Regions from separate parts of the Homo sapiens genome. Here region 1 is linked to region 2. Evidence: chromatin loops called from intact Hi-C (ENCODE). Cell type or tissue: dorsolateral prefrontal cortex. All regions are shown on one strand. Each heading gives the region's core, and the rest is flanking DNA. Links, peaks and the distances in the headings are about the cores only.

What was found. Hi-C counts contacts between places; a loop is a spot of excess contacts. Peaks named below come from ENCODE experiments on the same cell type or tissue, not always from the same donor. Only the 100,000 strongest peaks of a DNase experiment are listed, where the experiment ranks them.
Region 1: a loop joins it to region 2, with 3 times the contacts of the local background. A loop is called at or near these places in 4 of 110 quality-filtered maps.

The regions. Positions count from the first base shown.
Region 1 is chr2:120,578,614-120,593,767 of GRCh38, reverse strand. No RefSeq gene overlaps it. Among named protein-coding and RNA genes, the nearest start is that of LINC01101, 120 kb to the right of the region's middle. RefSeq lists an enhancer at 4,751-5,644. In dorsolateral prefrontal cortex, for the core only: a CTCF peak has its summit at 6,333 (motif pointing left); no DNase peak of the experiment used is centred there; H3K4me3 peaks cover 829 bases; H3K27me3 peaks cover 2,302 bases.
Region 2 is chr2:120,334,016-120,349,169 of GRCh38, reverse strand. It overlaps LOC105373989 (putative cuticle collagen 91), which reads right to left. Exons shown (of 3, transcript XM_047446882.1): 2 at 5,143-5,248; 3 at 3,177-4,283. The coding sequence ends at 3,256. It overlaps INHBB (inhibin subunit beta B), which reads right to left and starts at 3,034. Exons shown (of 2, transcript NM_002193.4): 1 at 2,534-3,034; 2 at 1-71. The coding sequence starts at 2,981. RefSeq lists a cis regulatory region at 5,392-5,882. In dorsolateral prefrontal cortex, for the core only: CTCF peaks have their summits at 5,433 and 5,635; DNase peaks (open chromatin) are centred at 4,593, 5,325 and 5,629; H3K4me3 peaks cover 2,091 bases; H3K27ac peaks cover 1,036 bases; H3K27me3 peaks cover 4,000 bases.

The sequences.
Region 1 (15,154 bases), core at 4,092-8,091, 240 kb before region 2:
TCCTGCCAATCTTTAGGAAGCGGCACCTTCGAGGTAGGTGGACTGCAGCCTGGCCTCCCTAATCTCCTCGCCTAGCCCCCTTCTCGGCTCTCCCCACCACCCTCCATTCAAACCTGCTCTGAATCAGTTGCAAGGATCTCATAAACGCGTGCCCACACACAGAGGCACAGATCGCTGAGAATGGCTTACAGCATGCCCTGTCAAGGGTTATCTGCATTTCAAAAACTATGGTTACTTTACCCAAAGGAAGGAATCTCAGGCATTGGCAACTATAGATTCTGGGACATTTTCAATTTCTACCTACTTTTTTGCAGTGCCTGTCCTGACAGGCCCCCTTGTCAAAACATTTATTATTATCCTTCTTCATATATCACCAGTTTTCAAAGCTTTTGCATCCATTAAAAAAATACTTCTACCTTTCTAAAAAGAACTTGGGATGAAATCTGGTCTCGCTTTCACTCTTAGGGCCTTGGCACGTCCTTGCCATCATTAGTAGGGCTTCTGCTTGGTGGAGCCCTGGTAAAGAGACACCCTCGGCCAGGCGCGGGGGCTCACGCCTGCAATTCCAGCACTTTCGGAGGCCAAGGCGGGCGCATCACGAGGTCAGGAGATCGAGACCAGCCTGGTTAACACTGTGAAACCCTGTCTATACTAAAAATACAACAAATTAGCCAGGTGTGGTGGCATGTGCCTGTAATCCCAGCTACTTGGGAGGCTGAGGCAGGAGAATCACTTGAACCCGGGAGGTGGAAGTTGCAGTGAGCCAAGATCGGGCCACTACACTCCAGCCTGGGTGACAGAGCAAGACTCCATCTCAAAAAAAAAAAAAAAAAAAAAGAAAAGAAAAATAAAGAGACACCTTCTACTTGGTGGGGGCCAGCTAGCCACAGGAAGGGCCTCCCTGAGCCTTATGGCTGTGTCAGGAAGAAGAAGATCAACAGGCCCCATCTCAGGGCCAATGAAGCCCGCCACTGTCTGTGGACACACAAGCCCATCTGTGGAGGACTTGGGCCATGTTTCAAGCAAATAATGTTTATTAGGTCCCAGGTCAGCCCATAAAAGCTCTTGGAATCCAAAATGTGCTTGAAGCTTAGGATCATTAGTTCTGGTTTTCCAATACTTTGCTCGTTCATTCATTCAATCCCTCATTTGGTCAGCAAATGTTTACCAGGTGCCTACCAGATGTAGGGGTATACAAGTTAGGTTTAGGATGCAGTTATATGACCTGGGCTAGAATGACAGTGGCTCTAACCAGACATAGGCTGGCTCCTTGCTTGTCAAAGCCACAGCTGGTGCATTGCTCAGGCCCCTCTACCTGTTGCTCTGCATTTCTGGAGCGAGCTCCTGTTTGCACGGTCCGCACACCTCACACCTACACTGCTCATGCTCCTGCACCAGCGGGAGGAGGTGAAAGAGGAAAGGCACAGCCAGGCGCCACGCACAGCCTGCTCATTCGGACTCCGTTGGCTGGAACTTGATCACGTGGTCACAACCTGCTGCAAAGGTACTGGGAGCTGTGGTCTTTATTTCGGGTGAACACAGGCCAAGCTAAAAATCAAGAGATCTCTTACTGGGAGAGAGGAGGAGACAATAAATGTTGGGAGACCACTAGTAGGCTCTGAAAAAATTGGTGAATAAAACAGATGTGCTCCTTTGCCATGGATCTCACAGTCCTGAAGGGGGGATGGGGACAGCATGAAATAACAAGTGACCCGAAGAGTCAGTGCTTCCCTCTGTGATGAGGGGTGCCAGGGAAAGTGCAGGGCACTCAGAGAGCAGTGAATAGGGCGTCAGGTCAGGCTTCTTGAAGGAGGGGGCATTAGCCTGCAGGACGACAGGCTGGAGGAAGGGGGGGTACACTGGGGAGGAAGAGGGAATGGCATATGCTAGGATCCTGTGGCAGGCAGGAAGGCGGCTGGCCCTTAGGAGGACTAGGGAGGAGCTGGTGTGGCCGGGGTTCATGGGCGATGAGAGGGGATGAGAGGCAGCACTAGGACAGGCAGGGCCTGTAGCCCAGTGGGGCATCTGGAGACCCCGCCCCGCCATCAGGACACTGGGAAACCTCCCTGATGGAGGGTGGAGATTGGCTGAAGGGGCGACTCAGCTGCATGTGTAATTTTAGATCACTCCACTCTATTGCCTGTCTTCTCTGGAAACAAGGATCCCTGGAGCTCAGTAAAGGTTACAGGGGTAAAGCAGGGGAAGTGGTCCCACCTGCCCTGGAGGCAGAAGCATGGACAGAGAGCTTTGCTGGCTCTACCACACGCTAGACATCTTGTGCCTAATTAGAATCCCAGAATGCTGGCGTGGAGAAGACAGACAAAAGCATCCAGTCCTGCTCCTTTGTGTACAGATGAAGAGGCTGGGCCTAGAGAGGGAGAGGGGCCCACCTGGGTCCCCCAGCAGGGTGGTGGTGGTGCTGGAAACAAGATGGACTCTTTCTGACTCCCTTGGTGGTGGTAATGGTGGGTGGCAGGACCTGGGCTGGGGTCACTGGGTCAAACTAGTGTCACCTGGCCCCTGGGAGCTACCTATCTGAAGCAGCTCCAGAAACTTAAATTTGCTAATTAATTTATAATTCCAGCCCTAAGCCATAAAATCAAACCACACACTGAGCTGTCCACAGTTGCCTGACAGCTGGCCTGTCTGATCCTGGCTGTCTGCTCACAAATTGGTATTAGTGGCACCAAGAGCAGATTAACATGGTGACCAGGCACCCAGAAACTTGATGCCACCCGCTGGGCTCACTAAAGCTGTCAGTCTCCCCAGCTGCTAAGCTGCCCAGGCACCCATGTCTCCCCAAGCTTGGGTTGCAGAGCAGTCCTGGGCCCAGCAAGGAGTAGGACCTTTCTCAGCCATCAAGTGATGCCACTGGTCAAATATAAGTTACAGGAGAGAAAAGCAGGGAGGCATTGCCAGGAAAGCAGTATTCAAATTTCAGAGTTTGCACAGGGCTTGAGAATCAGTGGGGACCATGGGCATTCATCATCCTAGCCAAAGCCCACACTGCAGAGCCAGAGAACTGAGCCCAGAGAGGAAAGAGCTGCGGTGGTGTCATCCGGTACAGGACTATAGCTCGGGCTCCCTCCCCGACAACCTAATGCTCTACCTGTTCCTCTGAGTGAGAATGCCGCTTTCCCATCATCTCTGCCAACCTGCGTTTTTCTTTTATGTATTTGTTCACCTCATCAACTCCTACCTCCTGAGCACCTACTACTGTGCCAGACACTGTACAAGGCCCTAGGATACAGGAAGCAATCATTGTGGGAAGAACTAGAAATATGAAGAGTCATTCTTGAGGTTAGTATGATATACATTAGTGAACAAAGGAAGGGAGGGCGGGAAAACATCCCAGACAGGATGAGCCACGACATGGGTTGCATTAGATAGGGTTGGAAAACACCACGGTACAGTGGTGTAAGCAAGGCATTTTCCCTCCTGTAAAATTCCAGGGCCAATATGATCACTCTGACCTGCAAAAGCCTTGGACACCCATGCTCCTTCTACCCACTACGTCTCTGGTCCTCATGGGTCAAGATGGTAACCAGGGCTCTAGCCATCAGGTCCGCACTCCAGGCAGCAGGATGAGAAGGACAAAGAAGAAGTGGGAAAATATATGTTCCCAGAAACACTTGTATAAGAACACTTAATGTCAAGAACTATAAAGGGTCTGAAATTTTACTCAACTTGAAAGGTAATGAGTTAGGCTCTTGAGAGGCTGGCAGAAGATGCCAGAACCATGAGTCAGAGACAAAGGATGTTATTCCTCACAGCACAGCAAACAGCATGTGTATCAGCATATTTGCGTCAGTTCCTTTTGCCCCAAGTCCCACAGAACAATGTGAGTGGGCCCAGATGGATCCTGTACTTGCAGTGAATTGCATTACAGGAGAGGAACCCTGAGCTTAGGGAACCTGGATCTTTTACAATGGGAAGCAAGCGTGCTTGCCCTTTGCTCCAGAGGGAGACGCTTGATCTTCCAAAGCTGTCTGCAATACAAACACCCATGAAAAGATAGGTCAATCAGTGCCTTACTCATAAGATGTGTAGAAATGCGAGAGACTCATGGGGAATTGTCTCCCAATATACAGCAGCTTTATTCATAATAGCTCCAAACTGGAAAGAGCCCAGACGTTCATCAACAGGAGAAGAGATATATTTATGCAATGGACCATATTTGTGCAATAGCCATCTTAATGGGTGTGAAATGGTATCTCATTGTGGTTTTGATTTGCGTTTCCCTAAAGATGGGTGATGGGTGTCTTTTCACGTGCTTGCTGGCCATTTGTATATCTTCTTTGGAGAAATGCCTAAGTCCTTTGCCCCATTTTTTAATCAGGTTGTGTTGTTGTGTTAATTATAGAAGGTTTTAACCAGGGTGGTAACTTAGATTTACGTGTTTGGAAGATTCCTGTGGTGCCCTATCTGGAGTGTGAATTGAAGGCAAGAGTGAGAGTAGCATGATCAGGGCGGAAGCCGCTGCAATGATCCAAAGATGATTGATAGTCTTCACCAAAAGAGAACCACAGAAATGGAAAGGAAGGGATTGGGGAGAGAGGCATTAAGGAGCAAGAATGGGCAGGCTTGATGAGCGCATGGCAAGGGTGGGGAGAGAGGGGAAAAGTCAGGGCTGTCCAGGCAGTTGACTGACGACCAAGTACATCACCATAGAGAGGGCATCCTATAGGAAAAATTTGCAAACCCTCCTCTGGTAACCCCTGTCCCCATGAACTCCTACAGAAGCAGCTGCACGGGACCAGCATCTTCAACTTTTCCTGTTTGGTGATTTTGCTAAAATATCTCACCTAGCTCTGAGCACTCCCTGTTCACCTACCTCTCCCTCCCATCCCTCCATCACGTCTGGACACCTGATGCCCCTTATCTCTTGGCCCCAGTGCACGTGGGTTATCCAAATCTTCAGTTCCAGGCTCATGTCTGTCCTCACAGATTGACAACCTTCAGAAATGTCTCCAGCTTTTGGACCCTGGCTCCCTGGACTGCTCTTGACTTTGCCTGCTGCCCAGGTTTGGGGTCTACTTGCGTAGTGGGTATCGATTGGGGTGGGTGTCCAGCTGATGGGAGTGTGTCCAGTATGTGACCTGCCCCTAGCCACTGCCAATTAGCCCAGGATGGGGCCACTTGAACCAGGCTGAGCCAAGCAGAAGCCTTTACAATTCCCCATGCACAGACTGTCCCCAGACCAAGAGAAGCCAGAGACTCCGGTGTCCAGCTGGAACTAGAGCCGGCACCCCCAGTGCCAGCCCTGGCCACCTCTGCCTTGTCTCCATCCCTCCCGCTTTGCTCCACACACCCCCCTCCCTGGCCTCCTTATGCTGCAGCCTCAAGACCATTGCCTCTTCCTGGAAGTCTCTCTCACCTCCCTCAGGTCTCTGCTCAGGTGTCACCTCCTTCGAGGGGCCATTCCTGTCGCCCTGCTGGCTTCTCCTGGAGGTGCTCTCGCTGGTGTCCTAAGAGGCCAAAATCTCTTGTTTTGTTCCCTGTGGAACCGTCTGAGTCTAGAAGAGTGCAGGTGCACAGTGGGTCCTGTTACATTTCTGGAATTCAGGGAGAATGAGTAAGGATGGTGCAGTAGTAGCGAGACTCACAGAACTCTGCCTGCAGGGGCCATTTTCCCCAGCGAAGAGAGCTGCCCAGTGAAATAACAGAGGCCTGGGGCTCACACCTTAATGGTGAAGGGCTTAGTCTGGGCCAGGTGACGATCTTCACCTCTCTGCCTCGGTTTCTTCAGCTGAACAATAGGAATAATCACCTGCCTCTTAGTGCGATTTTGAGGATTAAATGCAGGAATGCGAGTAGGCTTTGGACTTCAGTCAAGGCTCAGTAGCATAATAATGGGTCAGGAGCACGCAAGCTCCAATTAGAAGCACTTAGGGAATCGTATTATTCTCCCAATACCTGATTTATGTAATAACAGAACTCCTGCTATCACCAGCTAGGCACGGTGGACCAGAGAGGGCCAGAGGCGACCCCAGGCTTGCAGCCGACTTGCCAGCCCGGGCCGCAGGTCGGGACCGGCGCCGGCTACCCCTCCGAGGGCGGCCGAGGGCGCGGCCCGGCCCGCGGGGCGGCTTTGTGCGTCGCCTGATTTCCATTTCCCCAGATAAACACGCGGCGGGGGCCGCGACCTCGCTGCCTAGCAAATGCCTCGGCTCCCCGCCCCGCGTGGGGCCCGCGAATGAGATGATTTACTCCTGTTTTGCATATTAATTGACCTAAATGCCACCCGTTCTGGGAACAATTAAGAGGCCCTTTGGCGCCCGGGGCCACGGGCTGGCGGCGGCGAAGTGGCGGGCGCCCCCTCGGGGCCGCGGGCCGGGCCGGGGCAGGGGGATCCGGGGACGCGCGGCCCCCACCTCCGCCGGCCGCGGGCACAAAGCGGCCTTTGTGCGGGCGCCGGGCAGGGCGTTTCCGCGCAGACAAAGCCCCCGCGCCCTGCCCTCCCACCCTGCCTCCAGGCGCCTGAAGCCTCGCAGAGGACAGGCCTTCATGCCCTTCCCTCCCCAGCCCCGCGACGTGGGGTGCCGCTTTGATCTTCGCTCTTCCCCGGAGGCTGAGTGGCTCAGTGGCTCACAGGTGGGATCCGCCTCCTACCCGGTCACGGCCGTGCCCTTGCCCTTGGCAGTGCGGGCGGCGCGGGGACAGCGTGCCTCGATCCAGGCCTCTCAGCCGACCTGAGCCGGAGCCACGGAGCTGGGGATGCCCGCGCAGCTCTGCGCCGTCACCCTGTGTCCAGGCGCACTGTAGAAGGGGGCCGACAGGAAGAGGCGCTGCGCCAGAACTGTTCCTTCCAAAGCACACCTGCTTCGTGCCTTCCTTGGGTTTCCACCGTAGGAAACTGGCACCACCTCCTACCCCCTGCTGGGGCTGGAAACAGCGCCACCCCGCTTGACTCTTTCCTGTTGCCTATGGCTCTCACCCCACTCCTTCCCGCATTTCCGCAAGTCCTGTGGGTTCCAGAATACCCCATGTCCTCTCTCCATTTGCACTACCTCTGCGCCTGTCACCAGCACAAGGGCTCCAACTCTCCCCAGTGGCCACTCCGGCCCTGTGGTTTCCCATGCGGGTGCTACTGGCAGGCTTTCAGGGGGTAAATCAGACCCAGCTGCTTCATCGCCCCACCCCCCACGCCAGCCCTTCAAAGGTTTCCCTTTGCACTCAGAAATCTACTCCTCTTTCCATGGGCCCGGGGACCCCGTGGGAGTCAGCATTCCTGCTGTCCCTTGGCCTCTAGGAGCTTATTCCAGACCTCTTTTAGGAGAGCATATTTAAGAGGAAACCTGAAGGATGAGGAGGGAACTGGCCAGCTAAGGAGTCAGGGGAACAGTGTCTCAGGCAGAGGGAACAGTGAGTGCAAGGGCCCTGAGGCCAAAAAAAAGCCCTTGGCTGGTTCTAGGATGGCCCAAGGGCTGCGTGGCTTGGAGTACAAGGGAGCACAGAGTGAGAGCAAAGGATCACCCAGGTGGGCAGGGGCCCAGCCTCTCGGGTAAGGGGTGGGCAGGGGCCGGGCCTCTCAGGTAGGGTGCTTGGGTTTTAAGCAGGAGGGTGACTGGATCTGGTCTACGTGTTCATGAGCAGTTACCTCTCTATGTGAGCATCTTGGGGTGTTTCCTCACCTCCTCCTCCAACAGCTAGGCTCCCCTGCACACCCCAACACACACACACACACACACACACACACACACACACACACACACACACATCATCTGTCCTCAAGCCCTGTGGGCTGTGGATTCAAGTCCCAAATTCCCTCCAGCCAGGCCTCTCCCTCGCATTCCCTCTGCCACGACTTCTCGCCTGGGTGACAACAGCAGCCCAGGAACTGCCCCACCCTGCCACAGCTGCAGCCTCATCCCCTCACCCCCTACCCTAGGGCTCTGGGCCCACCAGCCACTGCTCCCATTACCTGCCTGTTCACTGGGTCCTGTTGGCTCCTCAGGACTCCCAGACCATATGTCCCATCCTCAGGCCTTTAAAGGGCAGTGGCTCAGCTGCTTGGTCCATGAAGGAATAAGGGTCTAGTGCTGCCAGATTGGTATACGTTTTCAGGGGAGGCCCGAAATCCAGATTTTGATGTGAAAACTCCCTTGTAAAATATCAGACCAAAATAAAAACTATTTTAACACTGGTAGAACCAGACAAATGACATGTAGTGAGAGTTGGGTTGTTTGCATCTCCCCTGCCGCCCCCAGCCTGCATATCTCATGTTGAAAATTGATCCCCAGTGAAAGGTATTTGGGTCACGGGGGCAGATCTCTTATGAATAGATTAATGCCCTCCCTCTCAGAAGATTGGGGGATGGCAGCCGGGGGAGCAGTGTGAGTTCTCATTCTATTAGCTTCTGTGAGAGCTGGTTGTTCAAAAGGGTCCAGCAAGCACCTCCCTCCCCCATCTTTCTAGCCTCCTCTCTCCCCATGTGATCTCTGCACGCATGGCTCCCCTTCGCCTTCTGCCATGAGTGGAAGCAGCATGAGGCCTTCCCCAGATGCAGATGCCCAATCTTCTAGCCAGTAGAATTGTGAGCCAAAGAAACTCTTTTTTCTTGTAAATTACCCAGCCGCTGGTATTCTTTTTTTTTGAGATGGAGTCTTGCACTGTCACCAGGCTGGAGTGCAGTGGTGCAATCTCGGCTCACTGCAACCTCCACTTCCCGGGTTCAAGAGATTCTCCTCCCTCAGCCTCCCGAGTAGCTGGGACTACAGGCACGTGCCACCATGCCCAGCTAATTTTTGTTTTTTGTTGTTTTTTTTTTTTTTTTTGAAACGGAGTTTCGCTCTGTCTCCCAGGCTGGAGTGCAGTGGCGCAGTCTCGGCTCACTGCAGCCTCTGCCTCCCAGTGGCATCAAGTAATTCTCCTGCCTCAGCCTACCGAGTAGCTGGGACCACAGGCGCGCACCACCACACCCAGCTAATTGTTTGTATTTTTAGTAGAGATGGGGTTTCACCATGTTAGCCATGGTAGTCTTGATCTCCTGACCTCGTGATCTGCCCACCTTGGCCTCCCAAAGTGCTGGGATCACAGGCATGAGCCACCGCGTCCGGCCTCTGGTGTTCTTTTATAGCAATAAAAATGGACTAAGACATGTAGCAAATCTAGACCAGTGCGTGCAATTGGCAGCCACTGCTACAGCATCTAGTAAAGGACCTGATAGTCAATCAATCCATTATTCAGCCCACAGTCCATGAGCTGGGCCTGCTTACTGTCACCAGGCCTTGAGCTGAAGTAAAGGCTCAATAGATAGTCATTCCCATATCCCCTATTTTCTTCTGGTTCTTTAAGAATTTCATTTAAACCTTTGATTCATGTAGAATTTATTTTGGTATAACATGTGAAGTGAGGATCTAAATTAATTTCTTCTACAGATGGGTAGCCAATTGTTCCAATACCAAATATGGATAAATCCTGTTTTAAGTGCCAACTTGATCATATGGTAACTTCCTATATATATTGGATGACTTCTAGTAATTTCTGAATTATATGGCTATTCATGTACTTGTGCCATAGTTTTAATTGTTTTAGCTTTATAATAGATTTAAAATACAAGTAAATAATGGATGGGGTTATCTCTGCTTTTTACATTTCTGTTTTCAAACTTTTCCTGGATGCATGTATATTTTTCCATATCAACTTTAAAATCAGCTGGTATAGTTCCACAAGAAATTCTGTTAGTATTTTCACTGCGATTGTGTTGATGTGTAGCTTAATTTAGGAGAACTGGCATCCTTATAATGTTGAGATTTTTAACCCAAGAATGTGCTGTAAGTTCACATTTGTATCCTTTGGCAGCATTTAAATGGTTTTGCACATTTTTTAAGAAGTTTATTTCTAGGTTGCTTTTGCAAATGGAGTCTTATATCCATTATATTTTAGTTCTGATTGTTGTCTGTGTATTTGAAGGCCATTGATAATAGAACGCTAATTTTGAATCCAGCTACCTTACACAATTAGTCATTTTCAATAACTTTTTCAGTTGATTCTTGTGGGTTTTCCATGTAAATGGTCAAATAATCTTCAAACACGGATAAATTACCTCCTCCTCTCCAAGCGGATACCTCTTTCCTGGAGCATTGGCTAATCCTCCAGAGTAGTGGCGATGGTGATGACAGTGTGGAAAGTATCTGCCCCCTGGCTTATTCTAGATATAAAATAGATGACTGGGCTAAAATAGATAAATGCTAATTTATGGAATTATCCATCTAGTCTAACTTATTGAAAGCATTTTTTTCAGAATAAGTATTAAGTGTTATGAAAATTTTTTTTAGAAACAAAAGATAAGCAGACAATCCTAGAAGCTTTTGGAGACTGAAAAAGTCACACCATGAGGATCGAGAATCAGAATGGCATCGGACTGCTTAACATCAACCTAGAACACCACATGCCAATAGAGAACTGCCTTCAGAACTCTGAGGGGAGATGATTTCCAACTGAGATTTATACCTCCAGCCAAACTGTCAATCAATTATCCAAAAACTGAACTCCCATATGCAGCCTCCAAGGAAGCTACTGGCGTGTATATTACAACAAAATGAAGGGAGTAAAGCAAGAAAGAAGATGACTTAGTATCTAAGAAACAAGGCACCGACACAGGACAGAGGGAAAGGGAATTCCCAGTGTAACGTTGAAGAGAAATTTCACAACTTCTACTACAATGGCCAGGAGAGCAACTGATCCAGGTAGAAGCAGGAGGGCTCAAAGAAAAAAAACAGAACTGATAGGTTGCCAGATGTGTTTGACTATATTACGAGAAATTTTAGAGTTTTATTGTCACGGTTTGTGGGAAGAATTAGTAATCTTACATCAAAAACTAATTAAATTTAAAAACTGAGGTACTTACTAACTCCAGGGAAAACAAAAAGCTGTACAAGACTGCAACTGTAACCATAATATAGTCCCTTGTTTAGCTGTGAATAATCTATATGTAGATATGATACGGTAACAACTGAGTGTTGATTTAGCAACTGTGATAGGACTATCTTGGAAGAAAAAGTGTGTGTTTGTGGATGGTGGCTGGTGGAGAACCAGCAATCTTCCACAGGAGGAAGCCAATACATAATATTTGAAAAATACATCTAGAGAACGATATTTAGAAATATGAAAGGAAATGTCAGAAGGAACAGCTAAAAGACTTAAAGTAGCTTCTTCTGAGGCAAGGCAGGACTGCTGCATTTCATTGTCAGCCTCAGGGCACCATTTGGCTTTGAAAATTTTGAACATACAATTTTTTATAAAATTAGAAGTTTAATTTAAAAATTTTCTTGCATGTATTACCTAAAAATCACCTTTTGTACCAGCCTCGTTCTTAGCAAAATGAGCTGACCAAAATTTAGACAGACCAAGGTGCCAGTCCCAGCTCTACAGATTGCTAGCTGTGTGGCCTTAGGCCAGTTGCTCAATCTCTCTGAGCCTCCATTTTTTAACCTAGAAGGTAAGGATAATATTAGCACCTACATGGTAGGGTTACTGAAAGGATTAAATGAGACCATGCCTAGACCTGGCACATAAAAGCATCCAATAAAGGGTATCTGTTGTGATGGTAGTTGTTTTAATTTCACTTTCTTCAATTCCTAAGTGACTAACTGTGGGCGACTTCCCCAAGCCTCACCTTTAAAATTGGTAGAAAATATTTTGAGCCTCTGAAGAGATAAATGAGATAATGAGTGTAGAATACCTGGCACCTAATCTCTCTAAAACTCAAATATCTCATTTGCAAAATGGGAAAATCCTTTTAGGGTTTTCAGAGCATTAAGTGAGATGACACAGTGAAACACATAGCCCCGTACCAAGGACACATTTATTTACTCAAAAAAGCTAGCTATGCGTAAGACCGGGAACATTTAAACATCATAAAAGTAAAACATGCTGACTGTAAAAAATGGGAGAAATCTGGTAAAGTGTAAAAACAAAAATTACCAGTCACTGCAATGCTTCTCGATAATATTTTTCCATCTATTTTGTATACTTATTTTATCAGTCAGTGTAGATCATAGTCCAGGGAAAACCGTACCAAAATCTCAGTGGTTTCAAGGCACAGAGGTTCATTTCTGCTCATACCCAGATCACAGGAGTCTGGGTGACTCTCAGGTGCTCTTTCCCATATTGTGGCTCAGTGATAGAGGCTCCTTTGAGCTTCTGGGCCTTCAGAATGAATACACATTCCCATGACTGCTTAGGCCAGGGGAGAGTGGGCTGGGAAGGGTTGCACCAGCAATTGAACACCATCACCCAGAAGTGACACAGGTTACTTCTCTCGCATTTCACTGGCCAAAGCAACTCACACAACCATCCTGATATCAAGGGGCGAGGAAGGGAAATCTTCCAGGGTGCCTGGATGCAATGGGCGAGTGGACCTGGGACACCGTGACTACGTCCACCCCACACATTCCCAGAATCGAAGACACATCGCGTCTGTGATTTTGCTTTTTCACTGCTTTTGTCTCTTCCCATTACATCATAAAATATTCTTCGAAAACATGTGGCACGGATAAAGCTGCAGATTTAAGAAAAGATTTTAAGTTGTATGGTGACACTATTTCCCTCTTCCTCGTTCTCTCCTTCCTCTTATTCTTCTAATTTAGGGAACTGTATGTAGGTGGCAGAGATCCAGGCACCAAAACTTTGCATGTCCTTGCTCAGAAATGCCTCCTCTTCTCTTCCTGGCCAACGCAGGACAGGCCGGTTCTGTCGTTCCTTCCTGGAGAGCTTGTGCTGTTCTGTGGGCGTCTTTCCCTCCAGAAGTAACACATTTGGAGGTGAGGCCCAGAGAACCTGCTGAACAACTGCCGGATTAACAACTCCACATGTGGGGTGTGGCTGCACGCGGCTCTGCCGGGGCCTCCTTGCGCAGACAGTCAGCCAGTGGTGTTAACGCGCAGTGTTAAAAGTGACACCAAAGTGGTGCCGGCGCCACTGTCAGCTGCTGCAAGAGATAACACCCGGGCCTGCAGAGTTGGGTGCGAGCTCAGGAGCGACAGCCCCTCCTCGCTGGTGTCCCAGGATCCCAGGGACCAGTGGGAAGGGGTCCAGGAGGAAGGAGCTCGGTGGGCCCACTCGAGAGGAGTACTTTGTTCCAAGCATGCAAAGTATGGGAAACTGAAGCTGTGGGGACAGTGAGGAACGTGTTGAGGTCAAGAGGCTGAGAACTGGAAGGAAGGACCAGTCGAGTCAGCAAGAGCACTGTGCTGAGATCTGCTCTGTTCCTTTTTCGCTCAACAAACTTGCTGCCGTGTGCCTGCTCTGCTCCTGCAGGGAGGGCACCTGCGACCTTCCTAAAAGAGATCATCAACAACTTCTGAGGTTTAGAATCCAGCTGTGAAAATGTTACTGACATACTTGAAACAATTAAAGATGAACGCAAAGTGCACTCTCATCTGGCATTGGGCTGTGCAGGCAGGTGGCCTGGGTTTCAGAGGAATTGGCAGGAGGGAGAGTTTGCTGAGGGCATAGAAATGCTCCAAAGGGCTCCTTCTTTGTCAGCTGCCACCATCCACAGAAACCCCAGAGAGCAGGGGAAGAAAGCAAATGTGGAGCAAAGAAGGCAAGCAGGGAGAAGGGGATTATGTAATCCTCCAGCAGTGTGTGAGCTGAGTGAGGCAGTCCTCTGCAAGCCCCTTTTGCCGATGGAGAAAGTGAGACCCAGAGGGCTAACCCACCTTCCTCTGGGGACAGCGATACAACTGAAGCTGAGCTGGTCCAGCCTGGTGCCATCTGCAGAAAGACTTACGTGCATTTTCCCTCACAAGCTGTGGATGAAGGGGTAAGGTCTGACCCGTGCCCAGCATCGGCTGGGAGCTGGACCAAGATTTCATGGAAAGTAAAACTCAAGACTTTCACTTCCTTGAGTGTGAAATAAAACAACTCATCTCTAGTTTGCAGAGCACTATCCTCTTTATTATCTTATTTTCTTCTCACAACAACCTGTGACAAACACATTATTATTTCCATTTTGCAATTTCAGAACCTGGGGCTGGGAGGGAGATTGAGCTGCATTTTGCAGCTCTGGAGGGAGGAGATAGAGCCCAGGTGGGCTGAGGCTGTTTCAGGCCTTCGTTGCTCTATCACGCAGCCTCTGGAGTCAACCACCGATCATCCAAGACAACCCAGATATTAGCTCATTGGCCTGCTGAATCCCATTTCCTCTTCAAATGTGACCCGCCCCAACAAGCTCAGTCTGGAGCCCACTGGACTAGGAGTGGATTTGGAGGGTGCTACCCTTTGGCTGGCCAGCCACCAATCAGATACTTCTGCTGGATCTGACCTAAGTCTGCACAGGGAGCTGGGAGAACCGAGGCACGATGGAAGGATATGAGCCGGAAGTCTGCAGGTGCTCAGAGCTTCCCAGGTTTCTCCCTTACTCCCCTGCCCTCGCTGCCCCTCCTTGAGACCCTGAAAGCTATGAGCTCAGGAGCTTTCTCTCTCTTTATCCAAGGTTAGTAGAGTTTCCAGCACGGTGAAAGTCATGTACCCCAAGGCACCAAGGAAAGCAATCTTGTAGAATCCAGGGAGCCTGCATTCAGCTGCTGGGCCCCCAGTAACTGAAGGAAGGAAGGCCTTCCTCCCTTTGAGATGACAATTCTCTGGGGAGCAGAGTGCTTGCCTATTGCACATGCACTCTCGAGAGTGCTGAGGCCTGCAGCAGACATTTCCACCGCACATGTGCTACCTGCTCTGCACCCGTCCTCATAGCCACCGTACCTCTGTATCCTCGCTGCACTCATGGGCTCGAGCTTGAGTCTGCTCTCAGTTTACGCATTTGTGAAATGTTAGTGGAACGCCCTCTTTATGTCAGGCACCTTTTCGTGAGCACACATTTTAGGTTTCCTCCCAGCTTCTGACCCTGGAATCAGTTTTCCTATTAGCCTTGCTGCTTGGCCGTGGTGCTGGGCCTTTCCTCGGCCAGAGTTTCTGCTTCCTCCTTCACATGTCATGCTCTGGGCTGTTCCTCTGGTCTTGCTGTCCTCGTGGATCTGAGTTAAATGCCACCATCGCCAGTCGATTCCTGGGAAGCTGGGTTGGGCCCATCCCTCTATTGGGCTCTGGGTACGTTCCAGCTGTGCAAGCACAACCTGGCCTTCTGCTAGATTGGGTCACATAAAACAAGGCCAGCCTGAAGAATTCGTTGTGGGCCAGGCTTTGAGAT
Region 2 (15,154 bases), core at 3,775-7,774:
CACAAACAGGTTCTGGTTGCCTTCGTTGGAGATGAAGAAGTATAGGCGGACCCGGGAGGAGGCGAGGCCATCTGCGGAAAAGGGGAAGGGCGAGCCAAGTTAATTCAAGGAGAACACAAGGCAATGGGGGAAACACACTCTCTGCTGCAGGATGCTGGAATGCAACTCGCCACACAGCTGGAAAACGTTACTGACCAGAAATACCATTCTTGGGGCCAGGGCCTCTGACTGTAACCTGGGAGAGGCAGAGAAAATCGTTTCTCATTGAGAAACCCGGACCAGGCTGGGGCTGGAGGGTCCGCGCCTATAAAATCCTGCCTCACCTCTCCCAGGCCAGGGCTCCCTGGAGACAGGCTGTCAGGCCTCAAAGCACAACAGAAGAACTTGTCAGGGGGCCAAGATCTTAACAAGTTGTTATGGGTATCTGTGAAATCTGAAAAACAAAACCAGGATCGCAGGGAGGATTTTGGGGTGGGTGGTTTTAGTAGGGCTTTTTTTTTTTTTTTTTTTTTTGGTTAACTTAGCGCATTGCAAAATCAAGCTGAGCCACCTACCGCCTCTTTCCAGTGTTTACCTAAGTATGATGTGATCCAACCCCCAGTGGAACCTCCACTGCAAACAAGCAGGCTCTGCTCAGGTTTCTGACATAGGAACGTGTGCTTTGCAGGCTGCAGAGCCTAGCCCTTATAGAATAGTTTCAAGGGACAGGACATTCAGCCTTAAAACTTGAGGTCCAATCCTTTGACAAGACTCTGGCTCCCTGTTAATGGCACGTTCAAAATCCCCAAGGAGTAGGGGAGCTGGCTAGTTAATTTTCTCAATAATTCAGCTCAACAAGAAGGAGGCTGTGCCAATCAAGAGATGACTCCCCTCTCATCCTACATTCCGGTGACCCTTGCCTCTGACAATCTACGTTTTTCTTTCCTTTTTTTTTTTTTTTTTTTTTTCAGGAAGAACAAATAATGAAACTCTGTGGTCAGGGCTGGTTTTATCAAACCTCCCACCATGCCCCTCCCAAGCCCCTACCTCAGGCCTCGCCTGGCTCCTCTAATAACACTGACATCTGACTTTGAAATGGGGGAAACTGCAGCCTTAAAAGCTGGTCTTGGACGAGCTGCCTGTGACCTGAATCTGTTATTTATAAGTCAAAGAGCTGGCTCCGTGAAACGGACCAGAAATATAACAGCCCCCGCTGTCATTTTGTGCCACCGGGACCAAAAGGCCTCCTCGACCTTCCAGAATCACATTTCTAACTCTGGGCCCCAAAGCACCTTTTAATCCGAGCCCTCTAATTGCATGGCGAGCTTTCCCTGACTCACTTTAGTGGACAGCTAAAACGGCAATGCATTTCTTTCTAAGCACAAACCAGCCCCGATTGTCTCTGCTTTTCTCCACACCCGGCCATGCAAAACTTTTCATCCCTTTTCATCCCCGGGCTGCCTGCTGCCTGGTGGGGTGGGGGGCATTTGCAGCCAGGGGCACAACCGCTCCCCCCACCGAGGCTCCCCGCTTGCCCCCGCCCTAACTGCACCGGGGCTTCCCCCTCTGCGACCTTCTCCGCAGTCCCCTCGGCACAAATGGGGCCGAGCTCCAGGCACAAAAGCCAGCCTGGCTCATTCAAGTCCTGAAAAGGACAGCGGAGTCGAAAGCACTTGCAGCATTTTGGCGCGGGCACATTTTTCTCCTTCTTTTAAAGTTCCGAAAGATTTTTCTCTCCCTGATTTTTATATTTAGACAGTGTTAGAGATTTGCAATCTGGGGCCGGGGGGGGGGGCGGATTCCAGAAAGGAGCCATACCCTTTGTTAACTACGACTCTGCCTCTCGGGCGAGGGGTCTGCTGCAGCTGCCAGGCAAGCCGAGAGGCACGGGGCTGTCCCCGAACCGCGGCTTTCTCTGTGTAAATGATGGACCTGTTGAGAAGCCTGCCTTCCGCCCGATTCCGGTGCCCACACAATCGGAAGAGAGGTTGCCTAGCTCTCCCCAGCGAGGCTTCAGCAATCCTGGCAAGCCCACGCCGCCGGTGATGGAAGCGGCCCCAGGGGCCTCTCACGCAGGCACACACACACACAGACACACACACAGATACACACACACTCTCTCTCTCCTCCGGCCCACGTATATCAACAAGCACACACATCTCCATCCACACTGCTAAGCCTACACTCCGATCGTGGGAAACAAAAACATTAAGCAATCACCAAGCAAGTGCCCGCAGAGCCAGGGCCGCGCGCATCTGCCGGGAGGGGGACGCGCGCCCAGAGGCGCTGGGGCCCGATTCCGGAGAGCAGGGGTGGAGGGCCAGGCGATCGGCGGCGGGGGGTTGAGGCAGCAGGCAAGGGTCTGCGGCCTGGGGGAAGAGGACTGCAACCCGGGCGGAGCGCGCAGGGCCACGGCCGAAGGAGCTCTGCCGGGAGTCCAGGCTGCCCCAGGGCGCGCGGGCTGCGGTGGCGGCGGTGGCAGCCGGAGCTAGCAAGGAGAGGGAGAGCGGGAGCGAGCGGGGACCGCGGCAGACAGCCGGAGGGCCGGACCCACCTGTCTCGGCGAAGCTGATGATTTCGGAAACGCGCTCCTGGCCGTCGGCGCCCGGGCTGGCGTGGCCGTCGAGGTGCGGGATCTCCACGCGGCCGTCCTCGCGCACCTTGCCCGCGTGCAGCTTGCGCAGGGCCGTGACCATGGCGGCCTTAGGCACGGCGTGCGTGATGTTGGGCCGGCCCCGCATCTGCAGGCGGCTCAAGATGTGCCGCTTCACCGCCTCCAGGAAGTCGCCGTCCACTCGGCCGAGCTCCTCTGGCCGCCGGAAGCCGCCGCACGACGTACAGGTGTCCTGCGAGCCACCCGGGGATCCGGGTGGCGGGGGTGGCGGCGGCGCGGCAGGCGTCGGCGGGGGCGTGGGTGAGCCCCAGGCCTCAGGCCCCAGCCAGCCGGCCGCCAGCAGCAGAAGGCAGGCGGCCCCCAGCGCCCGACCGGGCAGCCCGTCCATGGTGCGCCGCTGGCGACGAGGGCGCCCGCCGCGAGGCGAGCCGAGTCGAGCCGAGCGCAGGGCCGGGCTCCGGGCTCCGGGCGCGCCGCCCCGCCCCGCCCCCGCCCGCGCCCGCGCCCGCCCGGGCCTCCGCCCGCCCGCCCGCCGGGAGGGCTGCCGCCGGCTCGCAGGGGGAGGGGGCCGGCCGGGCCTCGGGGGTTCCCGCGCGGCAGGGAAGGGGCGCCGAGGGCCCCGGGGGCCCGAGGGGCGCGCCGGGCGGGGCGGAGGTCGCGGGTCACTGCCGCACGGGCGTCTCGGGGCGCCTCGGCATCTGCAGCCTTCTCCCCATCCTTTCCGCGTCGGGGGCCCCGCAGCCCCGGTTCGGGTGAAGCGAAAGCAGCGTCAGTGGGAGCGGCGGTTCGGCCGGCGGCTGGGGAAGGTGGCGAAAGAGCGGGTCCACGCAACTTGGCTGAGACGGAAGCGAAGGCGCTGGAGCCCCCCGGAGCGGAGCCGGGCGCGGCTTGGCGCGGCGCTGCGGCGGGCGCTGCGGCGGGGCCCCGCGCTCGCACCTGAGCGCCTCGCCCTCACTGCCTCGCGCCAGGAAGGGCCGCCGGCGGCGGAGACGGGCAGGTCGTCCTCGCCGCGGGCCGGCGGGCAGTGGCGCGGAGCAAGCTTGGTGCCCGGGAGAGCCGGCCGCGCGGGCCCGCTCACAGGCGGCGCCGAGCCCTCGGCCGCGGGCCCTGCAGTCCTCCCGGCGCGTCACACGGCAAAGTTGTCTCCAGGATCCCTGGGCGCCGCATCCACGGGCGGGCGGCCGCAGCGCGCTTCGCCGGGGCCTCTGCTCCGCCCGCCTCCTCGCAGCCTCCCTCCTTCCCTCCGCCTGCCTGCGCGGCCCGGCCGGGCGCGGGGCGCCGGGCGAGGAAGGCGAGGGGGAGGCAGGGCCCTTCTCGCTCCTGTCTCTTCTGCCTGCCGCGGCGGCGGCGAGGTCGGCTCGAGCGCCGAAAAGTCTCGCAGCGTCCCCGGGTGCAGTGCCCTCGCTCGCGCTCGTACTGGCACCCGCCGCAGGGCCGGGAGAGAGCGGGCGGGCGGCGGCGGCGTCCCCGCGCCGGGCCGCGGCACGGAGTGCGGAGCTCGCCGAGGAGGAGTTCTTCTCTTTGGTCTCTCTTCTTTTACTCTCCCCGTTTTTTCTCCCAAGGGGGAAAAAAGCCGCACAATCTCCGTATGTGCGCGCGCGTTGAGATAGACGTTGGCAGAAAAAAGGGGGGGAGGGAGGGTGTCGTCCTGCCCGTGCGAGAGGAGACGGTCCGTACCTCCCCGCTCGAGCTTCCCGGGGTGGGGGGAGGAGGAGAAAGCGGAATCTGTTCAGGTTGGGGCTGCCCGCTCCCCGCGCTCACCCCTGCTTCCCACCGCTTTTTTCCTTTCTGCCTTCCCGAGAAGGAGGGGCGAGCCGGCCCTCTCCCCTCCCCTCCTCTCCCCTCCCACCCCCCGCAATGCCGGGCTACTTTTGCTACCTCGAAACTTTCCCACCACGTGGGCGCCCCGGACCCTTGCCCAGCTGGGCGGCCGGCGGCACCGACGGGTTCCAGGCGCTGGACCCAGGCGCTCCTCCCGGCCCACTCCCGCCTCCCCGCCGCCGCGCAGGCCCTGCCTCTGTCCCAGCTGCCGCCCTCCCCAACCAGCAGAGGCGACTCCCGCCGCCGTGGCCGCCCCCGGCCCTCCCGGGGCGCTCCCTCGCGGCCGAGCCTGGCGAGGCGAGCGGGGTGCGGCGCGGCCTGGGATGCCAGAGGCAGGCTCCGCCGGCGGCTGCCGCTCTGGGGCTGCAGTGCCCTCACCCAGCTCCCCGGGCCGCCGTCGCACTGGCCGAGGCGTGGACCCTGCGAGCTGGAGGGCGGGAAGGCAGTAGCCACTGGAGGCCTGGCCAGCGGCTGCGTCTGCTGGGCCAGGAGGAACGCCCCGATTGTGCGGGATCCCAGGCGCGCGGCCCGGAGGCCACTGAGCCTCAGGGCTTGAGGGGCTGGCAGGGTCTACAGTACCCCACCCCCACCCCCACCCCCAGGGAATTCCCACTTTCGCCAGCAGACAAACTTTGGCTTCACTCAGACCCGGGTTCCACTCGGGCTCAGCCACTGCCAGCTTTGCAGGAGTGACCTTGGATAGAGTCCTCACCTTTCCTATCGCCTACCTCTTCTTCTGTGAAGGGACAGTAACACCTGTATCACAGGGGCTGGGTGGGAGGCCCAGCGAGGCAACTGGGCCAGGCTCTTCACACAACCCGATAAAGGATGGTTCTAGGGTCACCGTTCTCAGGCCACCGGACAAGGAACACTGTCAGTGGAAACTTGACTTTCAGACCCGTCCGGGGCCCCAAGTGCAATGCGCTCCTCTGTCCTTCTTCACGCCCCCACCCGGGTCTGGGGCCGCATGACAATGCCCACAGGACACGGAGCCGTACCCCGTTCCCTCGCAACGGGCTAGACTCAAGGCAGAAGCACGATGGGAGTTCATCCTGGCTTTCCCAGGATATTGGGGAATCGGGGACGTCGGAGGCGGAGCGTGGCCTCCTGCCCCCGCCTCCCACCGCCAGTCTCTCGGGCCAGCCCTGCCACCGTGGAGCTCGGCCGGGACCGCAGGCCCGCGGCGGCCTGCAAGTCTGGAAGCCGAGCGCCCCCTCCCTCCCAATCGGAGGAACCGACCCGAAGCTGGCGGGCAAAACTAGGGCGGGTGTGAGTTTGCCGACCGAAGTCAGAAGCAGGGATCCAGGAGGATCCCCGAGATGGCAGCCCTTCTGCCTCCTTAGAATCTCCACCAGGGCCAGAGTCTCTGCTCTCCCATCAGGTTGCCCTTGCCCTGCCTGGGAGCCTGTGGCCCGGGAGCTTCTGCCTCCTGGGAAGCACCTCCTGCATGGTGGCCTTGAGCCAGGCTGGCCACCTCCTGGTTTTGCTTGCATCTGCCCACCCGGCTGTCTCCGTCACCACAGCCACCAGCTACTTGACAAACTCATTCTCAGGCTCTCAGAGTCAGCCCAGTCTCTCCTCCTTGGCGAAGCCTTCCCTGACCCGGTTGTGCCCTGTATAGTTTTTTACCTGAGTGAGGCTCTCAGCCCAGTGCCTGGCTGTTATCTCCTCCCTTGTCTGTCTCCTGCATGGGAAGCAGACTTCCTGGGCCCTATCTGGTGCCAGACCTGGCAGATGATCAGGGAGAACTTATTGAAGTAATGATTGAATGAAGAAATGAGAGAAGCCATAAAGCCAATGAAGGAGTTCACAACCCCCACTCCCCAACACAAGCCCTCACAGGAGTGTTCCTGGCCAGCCCTTCTCATTGTCAGCCCCACCTGGGCTGGACAGGGCTGTGGAAAGGGAGAGAATATGGGTGAGGTTTCCCTGCCTTCAAGCCTTCAAGAAGATGCAGCATCCTGCCCATTGACCTGGCACCAGGGAGGGGCAAAAGCCGCCGTGTCCTTGCTGGTGGGAGGAGGGAAGAGGAGGTTGGGAGGAGGGTCCACACTTTGCTCCCCTAGTGGAGGAGCTGTCAGCCCCGCTGCCAGTCATCTGCTGGGAGGGAACTGGGTCAAGCGGTAGTCAGAAACCATCTGCTCGAGAAGCTGGGATTATCCTGCCCTCTGCTGATCCCCCAGCCCACGGGAGCCAAGGGTGTAAATTGAGTTCTTCCAAATCACCTTGTGTTTCTGGGGGGGGCTCCCCTTCCCCTCCTGAGGGGCAAGGACCTGTTCCTGTTGCTTCAAAGCCTCATTTAGCATCGAGCTTGGTTCTCCTTGTACTGGTAAACTCAGCCTTCCATCTCGGCTAAGGATGTGACTGCGTCTGTCAGTTTTGAATACAATAATGCACATCAGTGCCGTAGCCAACACCCTCCAAGCAGCTGCAAGACCAGGCCACCCTAATGCAGGATGCTGGCTCCCTGCTGCCATCAAGGAACTCCTTGGAGAAGGCAGGAAGGAAACATGGCGACACTGTAGATTCGGGCTTGCAGAAGTTGGAAGAGTACAGAGCACTTCCTCTCACGCACGCCTTTTTTTTTTTTTTTTTTTTTTTTTTTTTTTTGCATAACCCATCACTATCTGTTGAGGATGATGGAAACGTCCAAAAGTGACAAGGCAAACCATATACGTGAGCCTTAGGGCTCATTTGCAAAACAAATTGAGAACCCAGGTGCAGTTCTTGGCCCTGCAGCTCCTGCAAGGTGTGGAGTGGAGAGAAGGTCTTTGCACCACTAGGCACTAGGGTTCTGGCTGGAAGAAGGCCTTCGGCAGAGTTGGGCTTAGGGACCTGGCATGTATTTTTCTGTCACTGAAGCCACTCTTGCCAAGTTTCACCATCATATGTCACACCTCTCCAGAGCAACTCGATCTCTGCACAGAGGAGGTGCGTGCCAGGCCCAGTGCAGCAGTGTCCTGCTCAGCCAGCAGCCCTGGACACTGGCAATGGACGGCCTCAGCCTGGAGCCAGGTGGGAAGGAGAACCCAGCCAAGAGTGCCTCCTAGGGTTGGGGGTCAAGCTGGCCTTTGTAAGAGCTCAGAGACCAACATGGAGCCCCACAGAATGCCCCAAGGCCACCTCATGCCTTTGAGGTCACAGACTCAAGTCCTTGATGAAAGAGTGAACACAGGAGGGTTATTTTGATAAGACAGTCCTGTATTTCTTACCAGGGCAGCTGGGTGCCTCCTACCTCAGGAGGGCCCTGGCAGCCATCTGCATCCATAAACCCAGCAGTGGCCTCAGTGAGGATGCTTATTATCTCTGGTAGCTCATGGGCTCGGGGGGCCAAGACCTATGTTATTCATCTGTCACTGTCCAGTGTCCCGCACCGCACCTGCCTTGGTGAGTGCTTATGGACTGAATGAAGTAGGGGCATCACATGGGGCAGACAGAGGAGCTGAGGTGCCCAGTGTGGCTGGGCCAAGACCCTGTAGGTCAGCAGCAGGCCCAGGACTCCAGCACAGGCCCTGCGTTCTGGTCAGCTTGGACGGCAAGCCACTCCATGCTTCCAGGTGTGTGCTGCTGTCCCCTCCCAGCAGGTGTAAGCAGGTGGACACAGGTATATCATACCTGCTCATGTCCCCATTCTATTTCCTAAACAGGCTTTAACACAAAAGCATTTCATAGGGCTACTCATCAATTGTGGTACTTTTGAGATGATGTCCTCAGTTCCCCAACCCCTGAAATCTATTGTACGTCAGCAAGAACCATACAAACTCTTGTGTTCTGGGCCTCATTCTCAGTAAGACTGGGGAGCCTCGATGTAGCTAGGTAGAGAGGACCCACTTCTGGTTCATCCAGCAAGGGCCTTCAGACCAATTCGTGGGCTACTGGAGGTTCTGTGAGAGTAGAATTCAACATGTTTTGAACATCCAGGAAATTTGTGAACATTCAGGAAATATTTCAACAGCAGGCCCCTGAGGATGGCTGTCCAAGTTGGTATATTTTCTAGAAAAAAAAAGAGAGGTGCTAAATACAGCAGTTGGTTAGTGACCCACTTCAAATTGCTAATCACAAACTATTCCTAGCACAGAATTCCTTCCCTTTCATTCAGTAAACACACTGAAATAGCTGCTGGAGATCCAGCAAGGCATAAGTCAGGCCCTGACACCCCCACCCCCAAGTCTACTGGGAAGACCAGTGCATGAGCAGGGAGATCCTCCCTCTCCCAGAGAGACCACAGGGATAAAGCTGAGGGGGAAAGACACCTAAGTCTACCAGAGGTGTCTCAGGGGAGGCAGGATTTGAACTGAGCCATGAAGCACAAGGAGGCATTTTCCAGGTGGCCCCCAGGTGGACATGAGAGAGACAAGGTGGACAGGAACTGAGGTCCCTGGGATGAACTGCGTGAGAGTAGGTCTAGGGGAGGAACCAGGTCAAGTCCAGTGTAGCTAGGCCTGGGTTTGTCAGCCCAGAAAGAGGTGGTAAGGCCAGGAGGACATGTGACCCCTTGCAGGGGTGTTTTAGGACAGTGGCAGCACTCTAGTGCCTCAGAGACCCAGCCTATCGGGGAGGCACTGAGGGCTAGCATGAGAACCAAAAGGGAGGAAGGAGAGGGATTGGAGTCCTTCCATCAGGACACAGGCCTGGGCAGCTCATGGGAGGAGGGGCTGAGCAAGAAAAGCTGAGGAGCCCCCTCCTCCCATTCCTGCCGTGGGAGCGCCTGTAGATGGCTTCCGGGTGCCCATGTGTGGCCGAGAACCCAGCGAGCTGGCTATTTTGCTACTAACAAAGGAAAAGTAGAGCATTTCTAAGGTTTCTTTGTTTAGGGTCTCCAAGCCCAAGTGCGTCCACTCTGGGAATACTTGGGTCCAAGTACCAAACTCCCCTTAAATGGCATGCCTCGGTCCTCAGCTGTCCTTGAGCTTCAAACTGACCTTTTTTCCATCTACTCCTCGGAGGACGAGAAGTGACCTGCCTGTCCAATGGGCCACCAACAAAGAAAAATGCACAGCTGACCCCAGATAGCATTTCTGAGGTTCTGATGGGTGACAGGGACAACACAGAAACCAAAGAAATTATGCTTGTCTACAGACAAGACATCTTTTTTGCTTTTTTGTTGTTGTTGTTGTTGTTAAGACGGAGTCTCGCTGTGTCACCAGGCTGGAGTGCAGTGGCATGATCTCAACTCACTGCAACCTCTGCCTCCCGGGTTCAAGCGATTCTGCCTCAACCTCCCGAGTAGCTGGGACTACAGGCGCGCGCCACCACGCCCGGCTAATTTTTGTATTTTTAGTAGTGACAGGGTTTCACCATGTTGGCCAGGATGGTTTTGATCCGACCTTGTGATCCGCCCACCTCAGCCTCCCCTTTTTTGCTTTCTAAACAGAAGCAAGAAACTCATCAATCATTTCATGTATATGAAAACTGAGGAACCTCTGTCTCCAACAGCCCACACCCCCTCCAGCTGCACCCATATGTTCCGTATTCATGGAACTCACTTCCTGTGAAGGTACCACGGTAAAGCAGATCAAAAAGAGAGCCACCAGAATGTTGGGCTTCGCATAAGTTCTCCCCACCCTGACATAAGACTCTAATTGAATTTTCGCAGTCAGTAAAATGGTCTCTGTCTCGCATTGAAGGGAACTCCACAGGGGGAACCACCGTGGCTGTAGAAGGAGAAAAAAACAGAGCCATTAGCAGCTTCAGCTTCCTGCAGCCAGGACCTATTGACTGGCTGGTAAAGCTCTGTTAATTTCAAGTCCTCTCAATGTTCAGCCCCTTCCCTTTTGGTCTGGGCACTGGGCAGGCTCCTGGTTCACACCATGCTCCCTGTCTTTCCTCCTCCTTCCCCACCCAGGCCCCCAAACTGCGAGTCAGGTGCTGGTCTGAGAAAGGAGGCATTTCTCACCTACCTCCCTAGCCCAGGTCATTCAACCTCTACAGTGCCTTCTCTTCCCCATATATTAGATTATGGGTTGAAATGCCAAAGGAAAAAAAAATGAATGGAAAGGGAAGGATTTGATTTTTGCTTGATGGATTTATTTATATCTAATTAGGAGGCCCCACTGTGAAGGGGATAAAGTTTTAGTTCTGGCCTATTGAAGGGCAAACACCTATTGTGAACTTGCCGTCTGCGTTGCTCCAAGATTCCCAGAGTCGAGCCACATGCATTCGTGATGCCAGTAGAACAGTGAGCAGAGCCCAAGCCACCAGGCACTGTCCTCAACCCTCCACCTGTCAGCAGGGCCTGTCACGCAAACTGGTCTCAAGCCAGGGATTGGAGGATGTGCCCTTTGACACCTTTCCAAACAAGAAGAAAAAAGAAAGATGTAAAGATAGACCAGATAAATAGATAGCATCTTTAGGATGAAGAAATACAAAACATTAAAATTTCATTTGACCTTCATCTCCCTTAGGGTGTCTAATGTTTCTCATACCCCTACAACTTCCTACTGATTCAGAAATAACAGCACAGAGCAAGACACTTAGTTAGAAATAAAAAGAAGAACCTGCCAGGCATAGAAATACTGAAACACTCATCAACTGACATTAAGTAACACTGGTCAAAAGAGGTGTCACGTGCATTATTACACAACCTCTTTAGGACATCATTTGTATCTGTACATAATGTAGTCAAACTGTTATTTACCTGAGCTCAGCTAACCATGAATCTTTTTGTAATTAAATCTATGAACACTGTCAGACACACTCACCAATCTTGCACACATTGGTGATAACTAGCCCTCCTCTCCAGCCACAGAATATATTCTTTTTTTTTCTTTTTTCTTTTTTTTTTTTGAGACAGAGTCTTGTCTGTCACCCAGGCTGGACTGCAGTGGCACGATCTCGGCTCACTGCCACCTCCACCTCCCGGGTTCAAGCAACTCTCGTGCCTCAGCCTTCCAAATAGCTGGGACTACAGGCACCAGCCACCACGCCCGGTTGATTATTGTATTTTTAGTAGAGATGGGGTTTTGCCATATTGGTCAGGCTGGTCTCAAACTCCTGACCTAGGTGATCCACCTGCCTTGGCCTCCCAAAGTGCTGGGATTACAGGCATGAGCCACCACTCCCGGCCTCCAACCACAGAACATATTCTGGGTTCGGGGCCCCTCAGGATGGTCTTTAGCCCTTCCTGATGCCTCCAACTATTGTTCAAAAAGGTTCTTGTATTCATTCCACATGTACGCAGAGGACCTAGTAGGAACAGAACACTGTACCAGGCAATGACTGGGCTACGGCACTGTCCTGACTTCAGATCAATTAGCAGGGAGGGCAGACACCTTGGCAGCAAGCACTAGGCCCCGCAGAAGGCAGTACGGAGGGAGCAAATGAGCAGGACAGGCCCTGGCACAGTGGAGCTTGCAGGAGATGGAGGGCCAACGGGAGCTTGTGGGAGAGCTGCCTGGGCCTGCGCTGGGGGCTGGAGCCACCCTGGAGGAAGTAGGGCCCAGCCAGTCAGGGTCGGGGAACAGGGTCTGGCCAGGGCCTTCCAGACAGCAGATTCCTAAAGGCCAGACTGGGGTCGTGGTGAGTTCGCGGGGTCGTGGTGACTTCGCAGTGCCGCCACACCAGCCCTGAGCTGCTTCCTCTGCTCTGCGTTTGTGGGACAGAAGAGAACCTTGGGCACTTAAGCCGCCGCTATTTGGGATTTTCCACTATGTGCAGCCAGACCTAATGGTAACTGAGTCAAGAGGCATAGGGTTGAGATGGGAGCTGGGAAGCAGGAGAAAACGAAGATGAGAAACAGAAAGGGGCAGTCAGGGAGGTGGAAGGAAACGAGGACAGGTGGTGTCCTGCAGCCAGGGGGTGGCAGGGAGTCCAGGCACAGCAGCGTGGGCTCTGAAGGAGGCAGGAGAGGGCACTGCAGGTGACAGTATGCAAGAGAGGGCAGGAGGTGGGTGGTCTCTGAGTGTAAAAAGTGACCAGAACAGGGAAGACGCTGGGGATGCATAAGGGCGTGGTCTGCCCTCCTGATTCAGGTCCACAGGGAGCCCAGAGCTGCGAGACTCTTCAGCTGGGAAGCCCCCAAAAGTGGGAGCTAAGGGATGGTTGATGTAACTGGCTTCTGACCGATGATGCCAGAGCCGGGCAAACACTGGAGCCATTTCCTCAAGCAGGTGCCTATGCCCGGTCTGCCCTGGGTATGGGGTGTGCTGCTTTGGGAGAAAAGTGGTGGCAGCCGAGCCTGGCCCATAAAACACACAGACTGATGAGCTGCAGCTCTATGTTATGTTACAGTAGGAAGAACCATTCTCCAATGGAGATGTCATTCATTTCTTTACTGCCTCACTCCTATCTTGCAATATTTTTCAGTGATTCTCCCCTATTCAGGAAAAAGATCTAATTCCTTCTGCTGCCTAGGAGGCTTTTTATCCAGCCCCTACTGCCTCCAGCTTCCCAGGAAGTAGCCCCTTCCTCCTCCCCCGCAACTCACGCACTGACTCTCTCTTCTCCAGCCACTGAAAGCTACTCCAATGGACCTAACAGACCCCGGGTCTCTAAAATGACCAATCTTCCCAGCTTGCCTGGGATGAAGGGTTTTCCTGGGCCATAGGACTTTCTGTGGTGAAATCAGGACAGTCCCAGACAAACCAGGTCATGCTACATACCTCGCCCATTCATATCTTTACTTCTACTATTTGCTCAGTCTGCAGCTCCTTCCCCTGAGCCTTGTCTGTGAGGAAGACACTTGACAGCTTGCCTCCAGCATCACTGCCTCCCCAGAGCTTCTCCTAATCAGCCCCTGACTCTATTAAAACCACAGAACCTGCCAGGTGGTCCTCTGTGCCTTTTTGGTAGCCTGCATAGAGCTCCAGCACAGCACTTCAATACTTTACTGTCTAGGCCAGGCGCGGTGGCTCACCCCTGTAATCCCAACACTTTGGGAGGCTGAAGCGGGCGAATCACTTGAGGTCAGGAGTTCGAGACCAGCCTGGCCAACATGGGGAAACACTGCCTCTACAAAAAATACAAAAATCAGCCAGGCGTGGTGGCACGCGCCTGTAATCCCAGCTACTCAGGAGGCTGAGGCAGGAGAATAGCTTGAACCCGGGAGGCGGAGGTTGCAGTGAGCCAAAATTGTGCCACTGCACCCCAGCCTGGGGGACAGAGCAAGACTCTGTCTCAAAAAAAAAAAAATACTTTACTGTCCAGATGTGCTGCATTCTCTGTCATGCCCTCTAATGTCACACATGCCTGTTGAAATGTGGCCCTGATGCCAGACACTTGCCACTCTCCATTCTCCCTTCTCCCTTTCTTCCTCATCCAGACAATGACAAGCCCCTAGGATTCTGCCTTCTAAGTCTCTACTGAAGCCTCCTGAGGCTGGCCGCAGTGTTCCTGTATTTTGGTACCTCAGTCTTCTATCTACACACGCTCTTGTCCACTCTGAGCTTCCAGAGCTCAGACAAGGAGCTACTCTATCTTTACATCCCAGTGCTGCAGCAGGCCCAGCAAGTCATGGGTGAGCCACAAGTGTTTGCTGGGCTATTTTCAAATACAGCAGAAGGGATTCTGTGATGTGTGGCCACACCCAAGACCAGTTTTTTTCAGAAACTTCTGAAAAGTCATCTCATTCCACACATTCATTTAACAAATAACTTACTAAACACGTATCATATGCAAAGCCTAGGAGATAAAGCAGTGAACAAGACAGTCAAAACCTCTGTCCTCATGAAACTTACAATCTAAGGGGGGAAACAGACAATAAGCATGTTTTACAAAGTAATCTCAAAGAGTGAAACTGCTATGAAATTTTTTTTTTTTTGAGACGGAGTCTCGCTCTGTCGCCCAGGCTGGAGTGCAGTGGCACGATCTTGGCTAACTGCAAGCTCCACCTCCCGGGTCCATGCCATTCTCCTATCTCAGCCTCCCGAGTAGCTGGGACTACAGGCGCCTGCACCACACCCAGCTAATTTTTTGTATTTTTTGTAGAGACGGGGTTTCACTGTGTTAGCCAGGATGGTCTCCATCTCCTGACCTCGTGATCTGCCCACCTTGGCCTCCCAAAGTGCTGGGATTACAGGTGTGAGCCACCACACCAGGCCAGTGCTATGAAATTTGTTAAAGGAGCTTAAGGAGAAGCAGACTGGTTAGGGGCTACATAAGTCAGGAAAGGCTTCTCTGAAAAGGTCAAAAGATACAAAAGAAGAAGTCACAGAGATCTGGGGGAAGAGCTTCAAGATGGGACTAAGCTTAGAATGTTCAAGGAGCATTGAGAGAAAACCAGCATGCATGATACATGGCAAAGCTAGAATAGAGTGGTTGAAGGAAATTAGAGAGGTCGAGGCCAGATTACTTCAAGCTTTGCAGGTTTTACTTCTTAGGATTAGATTCAATCAGCCTCAATCAGTGGCTAACACAAGATATTTCTTACATCAGAGAAGTTCAGAATTAGGAATTCCAAGCCTGGTATGATGACTCTGTGGTCATCTGGCAGCTCTGCTTCATCTATCTCTCTTATGAAGTTTTCATCGTCAAGGTTGCTTTATATCACAAGATGGCTGCTGGAGCACCATCCATCACATCTGTATTCTAAGCAGTAGAAAAGAGGAAAGCATGGAACAGGAAAAATTTTGCATTCTCCCAGCTGAGCCAGCTCCCTTGAAAGGACAATACCAGAAGTCTCACTCAACAGCTCTGCTTTCATCTCATTGGCCACCCCTAGGTTATAAAGGAGGCTGGGAAATACAGGCATTTAACTGGGTACTGTGCTGCTCCAAATAAAAGTAGGGCTCAATCAGAAAGTAA